2 separate regions of the Mus musculus genome follow, and region 1 is linked to region 2. Evidence: chromatin loops called from intact Hi-C (ENCODE). Cell type or tissue: heart. All regions are shown on one strand. Each heading gives the region's core, and the rest is flanking DNA. Links, peaks and the distances in the headings are about the cores only. Region 1 has its middle 37 kb from the start of C330024C12Rik. Region 2 has its middle 5.2 kb from the start of Gm41647.

Evidence for each region. Hi-C counts contacts between places; a loop is a spot of excess contacts. Peaks named below come from ENCODE experiments on the same cell type or tissue, not always from the same donor. Only the 100,000 strongest peaks of a DNase experiment are listed, where the experiment ranks them.
Region 1: it touches region 2 in a loop (2.0-fold over the local background); 4 of 42 quality-filtered maps call a loop at or near these places.

Annotation. Positions count from the first base shown.
Region 1 is chr17:87,155,421-87,160,798 of GRCm38, reverse strand. No RefSeq gene overlaps it. Among named protein-coding and RNA genes, the nearest start is that of C330024C12Rik, 37 kb to the left of the region's middle. In heart, for the core only: no CTCF peak of the experiment used is centred there; DNase peaks (open chromatin) are centred at 2,878 and 4,868.
Region 2 is chr17:87,209,484-87,214,861 of GRCm38, reverse strand. No RefSeq gene overlaps it. Among named protein-coding and RNA genes, the nearest start is that of Gm41647, 5.2 kb to the right of the region's middle. In heart, for the core only: no CTCF peak of the experiment used is centred there; no DNase peak of the experiment used is centred there.

The DNA.
Region 1 (5,378 bases), core at 58-5,057, 54 kb after region 2:
GTTTCCTTTTATTTAGTATTGCTGTAGAGCTTGCCTATGCATAGTTCATGAATCACAATAGACTAACAGTATCACAGTAGTTCACATGGAATGCAGAGAAGCCCAACAGCACACAGTCACTTCTGTCTACAGTTATTATTACATTTTAGAGTTTTAATTTTAATTAAAAATTGTTTTGCCTCAGATTGCTGTCTCTCCAACTCAGCGAGAGCGTTTGCTCTTTATAAATCTCTCTCCCTGCAGCAGACTTCCAGAAGCTGCCTCAAGGAAGAACACTTTGAGGCAACTATAGACCTTATCTTACAGTTTGGATTTTAATTACCCTCGAGGGACCTTGTGGTTTGAAATGTGGGTCTCCTCTAACAGTATTACTAGGAATTGGTGGACAGTCTAGGGGGTGGGGCCTATTTGCAGCAAATAGATCACAGGGGCCATGCTTTTGAAAAATGTATTTTGTCCCAGTCCCTTCCATTTTATTGTCCTTCCCACTTCCCTCTCCTTTTCCTTCTCTCTCTAGCTGGAGAGAAGAAGAGAGATTTTATATAGGTGTGCCAAGTTCTGAGCAGGGTACAGAATGCATCATCCAGAGCCCTGACTGAGCAGACATAGTACTGTGGTTTGGGTGTGGATTGTCCTTCCCGGGTACACGTAGAGATGCTATTGCAATAGAGGATGCTGGAAAGTGGGGCCATCAAGAATTAATTATGTTGATCGAGGCTCTACCCCCATGAATGAAGTAATGTCTTTGAAATGCTGTGTTAGTTCTCTTGAGACTGAAGTGATTCTCATAGTGTCTTGGTTAGCGTTTCTATTGTTGTATCAAAATATAATAACAGAAATACAAGTTTGGAAGAAAAGGGTTTATGCAGCTTACACATCCACATTGCTGTTCATCACCAAAGGAAGTCAGGGCAGAAACTCAAGCAGGGCAGGAACCTGGAGGCAGGAGCTGATGCAGAGGCCATGGAGGGGTGCTGCTTACTGGCTTGCTCAGCCTGCTCAGGGTTGGTACCACCCACAATCCCCATCATTCACTAATTAAGAAAATGGCTTATAGCTAGATTTCATGGAGGCGTTTTCTCAACTGAGGCTCTTTTCTCTCTGATGACTTTAGCCTTGCCAAGTTGACATGACACCAGCCAGTATACGCAAAAAACGAGTTAGTTGAGAGTGGGCTGTCCCAAGCAAGCCCGGCGCTGGCTCTCACCATTACACATGCTCTCTCTTCTGAGCATGCTCACTTCCACTCGTGCACAGTCTCACTGTCTGATGCCACCTGCCCTGCCAGAGGAGGTGCCTGGCCTTGAACATTTCTGCCTCCAGACCTGCTTTTCTTCATAAATTATCCAGTTTCAGGTATTTTGTCAAGATAACAGAAAATGAACTATGAAAAATGATAAGTGTACTTATCAAGGGGATGCATCATTTTACATAACCACCTTTAGTCTCTGGAAATGGCCTTCTCCTCTAAGATATGCTTTCCAGGGTTCGTAATCAGGTTCTCACCTGGGTCGGCACCGAGAACACTGTTTGTTCCAGTTGGGTTGTGAATCCCAAGGCAGAATCTTCTAGCGTGAACCTGGAGCATCATTGACAAATCTTTGGAAATGAGAGCTGCAGGCTGCCAGCCCCGTGGCTTCAGTCCATCGGTTTCCCTCCCTGGTGAAGCAGAGTTGACTGGTGCGCAGGGGGGAGAGCCAGGGAAGCTGCTCAAAGAGGCACAAAGGCGAAAGATGGACTGAGCTTCACACTGTGGCTAAGAATCTGGCTTGCCTGCTCTAGAAACCCATCCAAACGCCCGTCCTTGGGACCTATGACACACTCCAGATAGACTGGTTTTTTGTTTTGTTTTGTTTTCAAATCCTCATTGTATATGTTAGTTCATTATGAGGGTCCGTTCTCCACGCCTGTTCTTCTGTATCCTCAGACTCAACCAGCCACAGACGGAACATATGGGAGTGGACACCACCGTATCTTTCTGAACAGACTTTTTCTCTTATCGCTATCTCTCTAAACAATACAGCCGTGGTTTACATAGTCGAGATATTTTGAAAGTATTTAGGAAATCTAGAGATGAGGTAACACGTACGGGGAGGATGCGTGTGGGCTTTGTGTAACGTGCCATTCTGTGGAAGGGATGAGCATTCGTGGATTTGGGATTCAAGGCGTGGGGTCCCGCAACCATTTTTTTTTTCCATAGATAACAAATGACAACGACTGTGTTCAGCAGTAATGAAACCTGTATCTGGTTCTCCGTATGTCTCTCAGCATCTCCATGGGGGCAGAAGCAAGAGCTGTAAAGAGAGGAGCTGAGGCAGAACCAAGACTCAGGACGTAGGAACAAGCCGTTTGGAAACCTGCTGCTTTATACACTTATTAAAGATATTACAAAAGAGAGTCTGAATGGAAGTGCCCTCCATGGGTGGATAATGCTCTTTCCAGAAGTCATGGATTTTTAAATGAAAATCTCATTGCCAATCGTAGGCTTGGTCAGGGAAGCCCCAGAGATGCCCTCACCGGCCATTGCTCTTGGTCACCTCCCAGAATTTTGTTTTGTTTTTAAGACAGTTTCTCTGTGTAGTCCTGGCTGTCCTGGAATTCATTTTGTAGACCAGCCTGGCCTTGAGCTCGGAGCTCCGTCTTCCTCTACCTCCTGAGTGCTAGGGAAAAGGCATGCGCCACTAACCCTGGCTTTGCCTACCAGAAATTTATGGTAAGACCCTATTGCTAAAGTCATTGCACATTTTGGCCACAGGGCATAAAGAAATCGAGATGCAGCTGAGCTGGACGCGTCCTCCCAATGAAGTCTTACTCAGCTGTAACTCCTGTAAGCTACTAACACTGCCAGAGAAGACACGCCCTCTGGGCTCGAAGTCCTTGGGGAGGTCAGACTTCCGCTGGCTGCGGGGCGCAGGGGATGCCGGGAGACCGGAGGTAGGAGGCGCCACACATCCAGAATCCCTCTGAAGCAGTAGTGGCTTGCCTGGTATGGGAATAACAAGGTGCTTTCTGATTGGATCTGAAGTCTGCTACACAGGAGTAAATGCATGCCTGTTACGCAAATCTGTTCAAGAGCCCTGGGCTGAGGCCATAGGCGCTGGTAGGGAATATACAATTGTTGTTTTGCTAAGTGGCCATGTTGTCAAACAGCTTTGTAAATAAATGCTCGTATTTATGTAGCCATAAATGAGCGCTGCACTCACTCAGCCTTCGTCAGAGAAGCTTCTCTCTGCAGCAGGTAATGCTTAATGCAGAAACCCATAGCTGGCCCAAGTGCCTAGAAGAAATGACAATACGGTGCTCCCTTCACATCCGTGCTTATCCAAGGGACATCTGTATCCAAGGGACATCAGTGTCAGCCCCTCCAGAGCTCAGAGAACACGGAGCAAGACAGGGAAGAGAAAACGCAGGAGCCAGAGAACGGAGAGATGTGCAAACAACAGGTATATTGTGGACATGACCCAACCACACACTCACGAACTCCTGGCGGCTGCAGTCTGAACAACCAACAGCTCCACTGGACGGGGAAGGGACCATGAGGCCCACTCCTCCTAAGGGGGTAGTGGTGGTTAATGGTTACTGGAAGGTGGAGGTTATCATCTTCTTCCATGGTGTAGCCATTGATAAGCTGTTTCTCGTTCAGTAAATACTCTTCCATTCAACACTAGTGCTAGAAACTAGTTTTAAACTCAGTGGGTCACGGACAAAAAGGGATCTTGTAGGGAAGAAGGCTTCAGTGGGAGAGAGAGAGGAATGGGGTGAAAATGACTAAAACTCATTACATACATGCATGAACCTGTCAAAAAGGAGAGAGAGAGAGAGAGAGAGAAGGAGAAGGAGTGGGAGGAGAAGGAAGGGGTTTCGGGGGCAGGGGGAGGGAGAGAGAGAGAGAGAGAGAGAGAGAGCATGCACCTAAGAAGGTTAGATAAATTACCTGGGTGGTGTAGAGTGAGCTGTGTGGGTGCCTTGACTCTTGGGTTTTAGATTTGGATGGAGTTGGTTGTGGCTTAGATGGGAAGAGGGGTAAGATCCACTGGGCATGGGCTTCCAGGATCTGAAACAAGAGCCTTTCTACAGACATTTTTATTCCTAATGGGACCAAAGGAGACAGAAGCTATACCTTCTAGGAGTTAAAGACAGTCACTCCTCAAAACACTCAGTCCAAACTAAGGAGAGCACCGTTGTTGATAAAGGCCAGATAAATCCAGGGGTGACTGCAACTTTAAGGAATTTACAAATGTGCTACCAGCTCCCCTAAGACCTGAGAGTGTGGCAAGGAGCTAAGAGACAGGGCCTGGGGCCATCTGTCCTCGTGGAGGTCTAGGGACAGCTGCCAATCATAAATGACTCTTCATCTCTGTTCAGCATTCACTCTAAGAGAATTGCTTCATAGTTCCTTTTGCTGAAGTCTCAGTTTCCTAGGAGGAACATGAGAACTCGGGGGTAGGGGGTGCTAATCTAGAAAAATGTCACTTCCCTGGAAGTGTCCCATGTGACAGTAGAAATGGCACTGAAATGGTTAGCATTAAGTGTCACCACTACAGAGTGTGGAATGGCCTGGGAGCTGGCCTGTGGGCATAGCATACCTGTGCAGAACTACCTTGATTACCTTAACTGCTGTGAGAGGAGCCATCGGAACTGTGGGCAGGACCTGGGCTGGATAAGCAGAGAGTGCAAGCTAAACACTAGCTTGCTCACACTCATTGTTCCGTTCTGTTATGGTGGATGCAATGTGACCAGCTCCTTCAAGCCCCTGCTCTTCTTCACCATGATGGACTGTGACCTGAACTGCAAGCCAGAATAAATCCTCTCCCCCTTTAACAGCTTTTTATCAGGATATTTTTTACCACAGCAACAGGAAAAGGAAGTAAGATAGGGGCCAAAGTATTTCTCTTCAGTCAGAGCTCTCAGGCGCCCTGTGGGATTCTGAGATTCCTCATCTGGAAGATAGGCTCCATTCTGCCCTGGGGTTGAGCAATAGCAATGGGCATGAAAAAGTTTGGAGTTTGCTGTGAGCTGGGCGGAGTTACCACTTCCAATCTATAGCCAATCCTGCCAGGAAGGTTCTCCAGTAAGAAACAGACAGAAGCAGATTCATCACGAGGGATTGGCTCATGATTATGGAGGCCATGAACCCTGGCAACTTGTCATCTTCAAACTGGGGGCCTGAGAAAGGCAGTGGTACCGTTCCACATGAACCTAAAGGCCACGTGTAAACCTGTGTGTCTTAAGACCTGAGGACCAAGAGGTAAATGATAGAGTCTCCATCTAAATTGTAAGGTCTGAGAGCAGGGAATCTGATGTCTGACAATGGGAGATGTCCCAGTTCCAGAGAGCAAGCTTGCACATCCCCCATCATCTCATTCTGTTCCTTGTGA
Region 2 (5,378 bases), core at 294-5,293:
ATGTGTTCTAACCTCCAAACTTGATTCTTAGTCTAGTCTCAAGTTGGCCTTGCGAGTCAGGTAGACCTGTATTAATGCACCATTTAATGGATCTTTAGAAGCAGAGGAGGTTTGGGAGCCGATAAGCATGTGTCCTCGGTGCGATGCCTGGAATGAGGACAGGTATGTCTTCAGAACATCCCTGATCAGGAGAGCTGGGGATCTATGGGGATAGATATAGGCAACGGCACTTTCTACTGAGAAGACCAGGAGTTGGAGGTTGTGGAGTAAGCAGGGGCAGGCTGGAGCAGAGCAGGCTTGTCAACAGTCCCGGGCCCTGGAGAGACGGCTCCAGCCATGAAGGAGAAGGGCCGAGGCAAACAGCCACACAGAGAGGAAAGTCAGAGGGCTCAAACCCAAGAACAGAAGGCTGGGTGAAGCTGAAGCCATAGGTTGAAAATTCCAGGACTCCGTGGGAGAAGTGAGGCCTTCCCCTGAATTTGTTTTGTTTTTGTTTTTGTTTTAATGCTTTTGATGTTTGAGACTATGTACTATAAACTCTTGGTCTCCTTCCTCTAACTCCTGACTGCAAATATTATAGATGTTTCTTCAGGAGACCTGGCTTTAAGGCTTGAGGCTCATCTACGTCAGCTCTTCAAGACTGTGTGTTCTCTGACCTGTACCCTGAATGTGGCTTCACAACATAAACTGTATTTCAGAGGAGCAGGAGGCCCTGAAAGCAGCTGGAAGCACTGACTGCTCTTCCAGAGGACCCGGGTTCGGTTTCCAGCATCCCCGTGGTGGCTCACAGCTATCTGTGGGTCCAGTTCCAGGGGACCTGACACCTGCACACAGACATACATTTAGACAAAACACCAATGCATATAAAATAAAAATAAATAAAATTATTAAAAATAATGTAGGCCAGAGATAGTGCTATCATCCACCATAACCCAGAAAGCTACACTCTGGCTCTGTTCTTTACCACAAGAGAATCCAAGATTTAGTATCTACAGGGACCTGGGCATTAGGTTTGTGGGGTTTTTTTTTGTTTGTTTTTTGTTTTGTAGAGGGGGTTGTGCTTACGTTTTTCCAGGGAGTCACCCACCCTTATCCCTACCCTTTTATTCTGCAGCTATTCAGAGTTGTTGCCTATGTTGAATTAAGCTGTAGAAAAGTCTGATTTGAGATCATCTCTTTTTAGTCTGAAAACAATGTAAGCATATCATCAAAAAAATAAAGAACTTGGCGGGTCGGGGGCGATCCTACCAACAACTGTTACTTTATTTTTTTCTCCAGCCTTGGTCTGAGTGCTGGTGTGTTTCATCAGACCATCCTATGTTCTGTCCATCGATTTGTAAGTCTGGTGTCAGGATCCTGTGCTGCCCCTCCACGACTCTCGCAGGTGGACAGATGCTATGTGTCCTTCCAATTCTGCTCTTTCTCCATTCTGCTCTGCACCTTGGCAGCTGGCACTTATGGACTGTACACACTCACTGCTATGCCCTCTGGGACTGGGAGGGTTTAGCCAATAGGGAGAATCAACTAAAGAGCACAGGGAGAAGGGTGAGGGCCGAGTACTTCTTTCTGGTATTTCTCTCTTGGTGTTACTATAACAAAACGCTGCAGGCTGTGAGGCCTGAACTATGGGCAACTGATCTCACAGTGATGGAAGCTACAAGCCCTGAGATTAAGGTGACAGCAGGGCTAGTTTCCTCTGAGCTTTTTTTCCTGTTTTACCTGTGTTTGTGTGCTAGAGAAATGAGAGAATGAGGAGCAAAGAGGGAAGAAGGGGAGAGTGAGAGAGAACAGACCCTGGTATCTCAGACCAGATTTCCTTTTCCTTCAAGGTTACCAGCCAGGTATTGGGGCCCCAAGCTCAATTTAACTACCTTTGCAAAGTTTCTATCTTCAAACACAGTATTGGGGAATTAAGACTTCAATATATGGATCTGGAGGATATACACATGGCTTCTGTCAGACCAAGAACAGCTTTGGACAGTGTTCCCTCACTCCGCCTGTCTCAGTGGCATTAATGGTGCTGGGCTATCATCAGTCCCAGGGCCTATAGCCATATCTCCCCATGACTGACCCACATCTTTATAAACAGTCACTTTAATTGACTCTGCTCACTGGACCATTTTAAGAGGGTGGCTTCCTGCTGGTGAAAGATCCAATAGCTCTAAAGGGTTTCTGGGGGTGGGGGTGGGGGTGGGGGAGAGACCCAGCCCTGGTTTAGCTCCTTGCAGGGGGACACTTGGCTCCAGTCACTTACTAATGTGGAGGTAGACAGGGGATGTTGACCTGTAGTCTCCCCTCCCCCAGCCTGAAACCTGCTTGCTCAGGGGTGGAGCTTCCTGCTCATTCGTTCTGCCACGCCCACTGCTGGAACCTGCGGAGCCACACACGTGCACCTTTCTACTGGACCAGAGATTATTCGGCGGGAATCTGGTCCCCTCCCCCTTCCTTCATAACTAGTGTCGCAACAATAAAATTTGAGCCTTGATCAGAGTAACTGTCTTGGCTACATTTCTTTCTCTGGCCACCTAGCCCCTCTTCTCTTCCAGGTTTCCAAAATGCCTTTCCAGGCTAGAACCCAGGTTGTGGTCTGCTGGCCAGACACAACATTGACCATTTAGCACATGACTTAAAGCAGAGTGGTCCACATCTTTAAGACAGTCTCAGCAACCCTTATTGTCTGCTTCTCCTGCCTCCAGCTCCCATCTCTCTACCAGCCTCAGTCCCAGTTCTCAAATCCCTTTTCTTCCTTTTGTACTCTGCTGGACAGTAGACCCCACCCGAACCTGTGTTTTCTCTTAGCCCATCCAGGCTTTACTCAGAGCTTCTCTTTCGGGTGCTGGGATGGGCTGGGGACTCTTGGAAACCCTGACATCACCTTGTAAAATATCCATTTCCTTTTCTGCACTCTGGAAATTTTGCTTCTATCATACCATGATGGTCATCTGAGGCATGGCAGTCTAAGGTATTCTGAAGAAGTAACATGTCTTTATTTATCTAGTCTTTATTTATAGGCCCCTGTTTTTGATTACCTTTTTGAAAACACTGTGGGTATTTAAGCAAACGTACTGAGCCAAATCCTTCCTTTCCCATTGCTCAGATCTCAGCTGTACATAAGATTAAAATAAGAAGAGGATCAAAGTATGAGTTCTTGAATCACATGGTTTACTGCAAAGGCAATTTTTACTTAGTTTTATGATCCTTTAAAGTGGAGGACAAATGTGAACAGCTCTCGTGGGAATGCACACAGTAAAGGAGTGTGATGGTTAATCTTGCTATGGTTAAACTCGATAGGATCTGGAATCTACGGGGTGAGTCTGTCAGGAGAAAAGATTAAGTGAGGAGAGAAGACCCTGCTTAGAGTATGGCCTGCCTTCTGTAGAGTATGGGGTTCCTTCTGTAGAATATAGGGTACCTACTGTAGAGTATGGAGTGTCTTCTGTAGAGTATGGAGTGCCTTCTGTAGAGTATGGAGTGCCTTCTGTAGAGTATGGAGTGCCTTCTATAGAGTATGGAGTGCCTTCTATAGAGTATGGAGTGCCTTCTATAGAGTATGGAGTGCCTTCTGTAGAGTATGGAGTGCCTTCTGTAGACTATGAGATACCTTCTATAGAGCCTTCTGTAGACTATAGGGTACCTTCTGTAGAGTATGGTGTGCCTTCTGTAGAGAATGGGGTGCCTTCTCTAGAGTATGGGGTGCCTTCTGTAGAGTATGGGAGTACCTCTGTACAGTACAGGGTGCCTTCTGTAGAGAGTATAGTACCGTCTGTAGAGTATGGGGTACCTCCAGTAATCTTTAGGCACCTTCAACACCTGACTGAGACTGTTGAAGCATCCAGCTTTATGGACAGAACAGCTACCTGTTTTTTAGGCTCTCTGGCATCCAGATAGCCCACATTGTCAGCTACTCTAGCAAATCACCCCTCCCCCACCCCCAGTGTTTGGTTCTGTTTCTCTCAAGACCCTTTGCCTGACACAATGAGGTATGTTATTCATAATGTGAGTTCCAAAGTTATTAATCTGATGCTCACTGAAGAAGGGCTCTGTGAAAAGCAAGCTGTAATTAAAATCTGAACTCTTCATATGACGTGCCCAGGAAAGATGACAGCCTACACAGTGCATATTTACAAGGTTTCAAAAAGTCCCTGCCGGGCTGTGGCCTTGGCATTGAACTCTCAAACTGTCTGTCAAACTCAGGTTTTTATATAGCTTGAGTCTGAGAATGACATCTTAGTCCACTTGGTCATTCAGACTCTCTCTCTCTCTCTCTCTCTCTCTCTCTCTCTCTCCATCTGTATCTTTCTCTGTCTCTCTCTTTCTCTGTGTGCATTCACCCATGTGAAGATCAGGAACACTTAATCCAAGCAGGAAGAGGAGTACACTTCAAGTCCTTGTCTGTAGCTGCCACCCATGCAGTAGCTTGAAAGGGAAGTCATTTCAAAGCTGAGGAACATGGAGATGCTACACATGAGTTTTCAGTGGCCTTCTGGACAGAAATATTTGACTTCTCCTGAGTGACACTGAGCAGTTGCCTGTAGTCCATGCTAGCCCAGAGCTTGAGGCTCCAGAACCATTGTTCAGAGGGGCCAGAAGAGCTTTCTTAAGATCATAGAGCTTGCCTGAAAGAGAACAGCCAGTGGACCTGACAAATGCAGAGTTACTGGTAAGAAGCAACAGCTTTGTCACTGGACAGTGTTCTAAGTGTTACCACACGTTCTGCAGATCATCCTGCCTCCCATCCTAAGACCCAGGTGAAGAAGATCCCTGCAGCCCTGGTATACCCTCAGCCCTGGTGTACCCTCAGCCCTGGTGTACCCTCAGCCCTGGTGTACTCACCCTCAGCCCTGGTGTACCCTCAGCCCTGGTGTACCCTCAGCCCTGGTGTACTCACCCTCAGCCCTGGTGTAACCTCAGCCCTGGTGTACTCACCCTCAGCCCTGGTGTACTCACCCTCAGCCCTGGTGTACCCTCAGCCCTGGTGTACTCACCCTCAGCCCTGGTGTACTCACCCTCAGCCCTGGTGTACCCTCAGCCCTGGTGTACCCGCAGCCCTGGTGTACTCACCCTCAGCCCTGGTGTACTCACCCTCAGCCCTGGTGTACCCTCAGCCCTGGTGTACTCACCCTCAGCCCTGGTGTACTCACCCTCAGCCCTGGTGTACCCTCAGCCCTGGTGTACCCTCAGCCCTGGTGTACCCGCAGCCCTGGTGTACCCTCAGCCCTGGTGTACCCTCAGCCCTGGTGTACCCGCAACCCTGGTGTACCCGCAGCCCTGGTGTACCCGCAGCCCTGGTGTACCCGCAGCCCTGGTGTACCCTCAGCCCTGGTGTACCCTCAGCCCTGGTGTACCCTCAGCCCTGGTGTACCCTCAGCCCTGGTGTA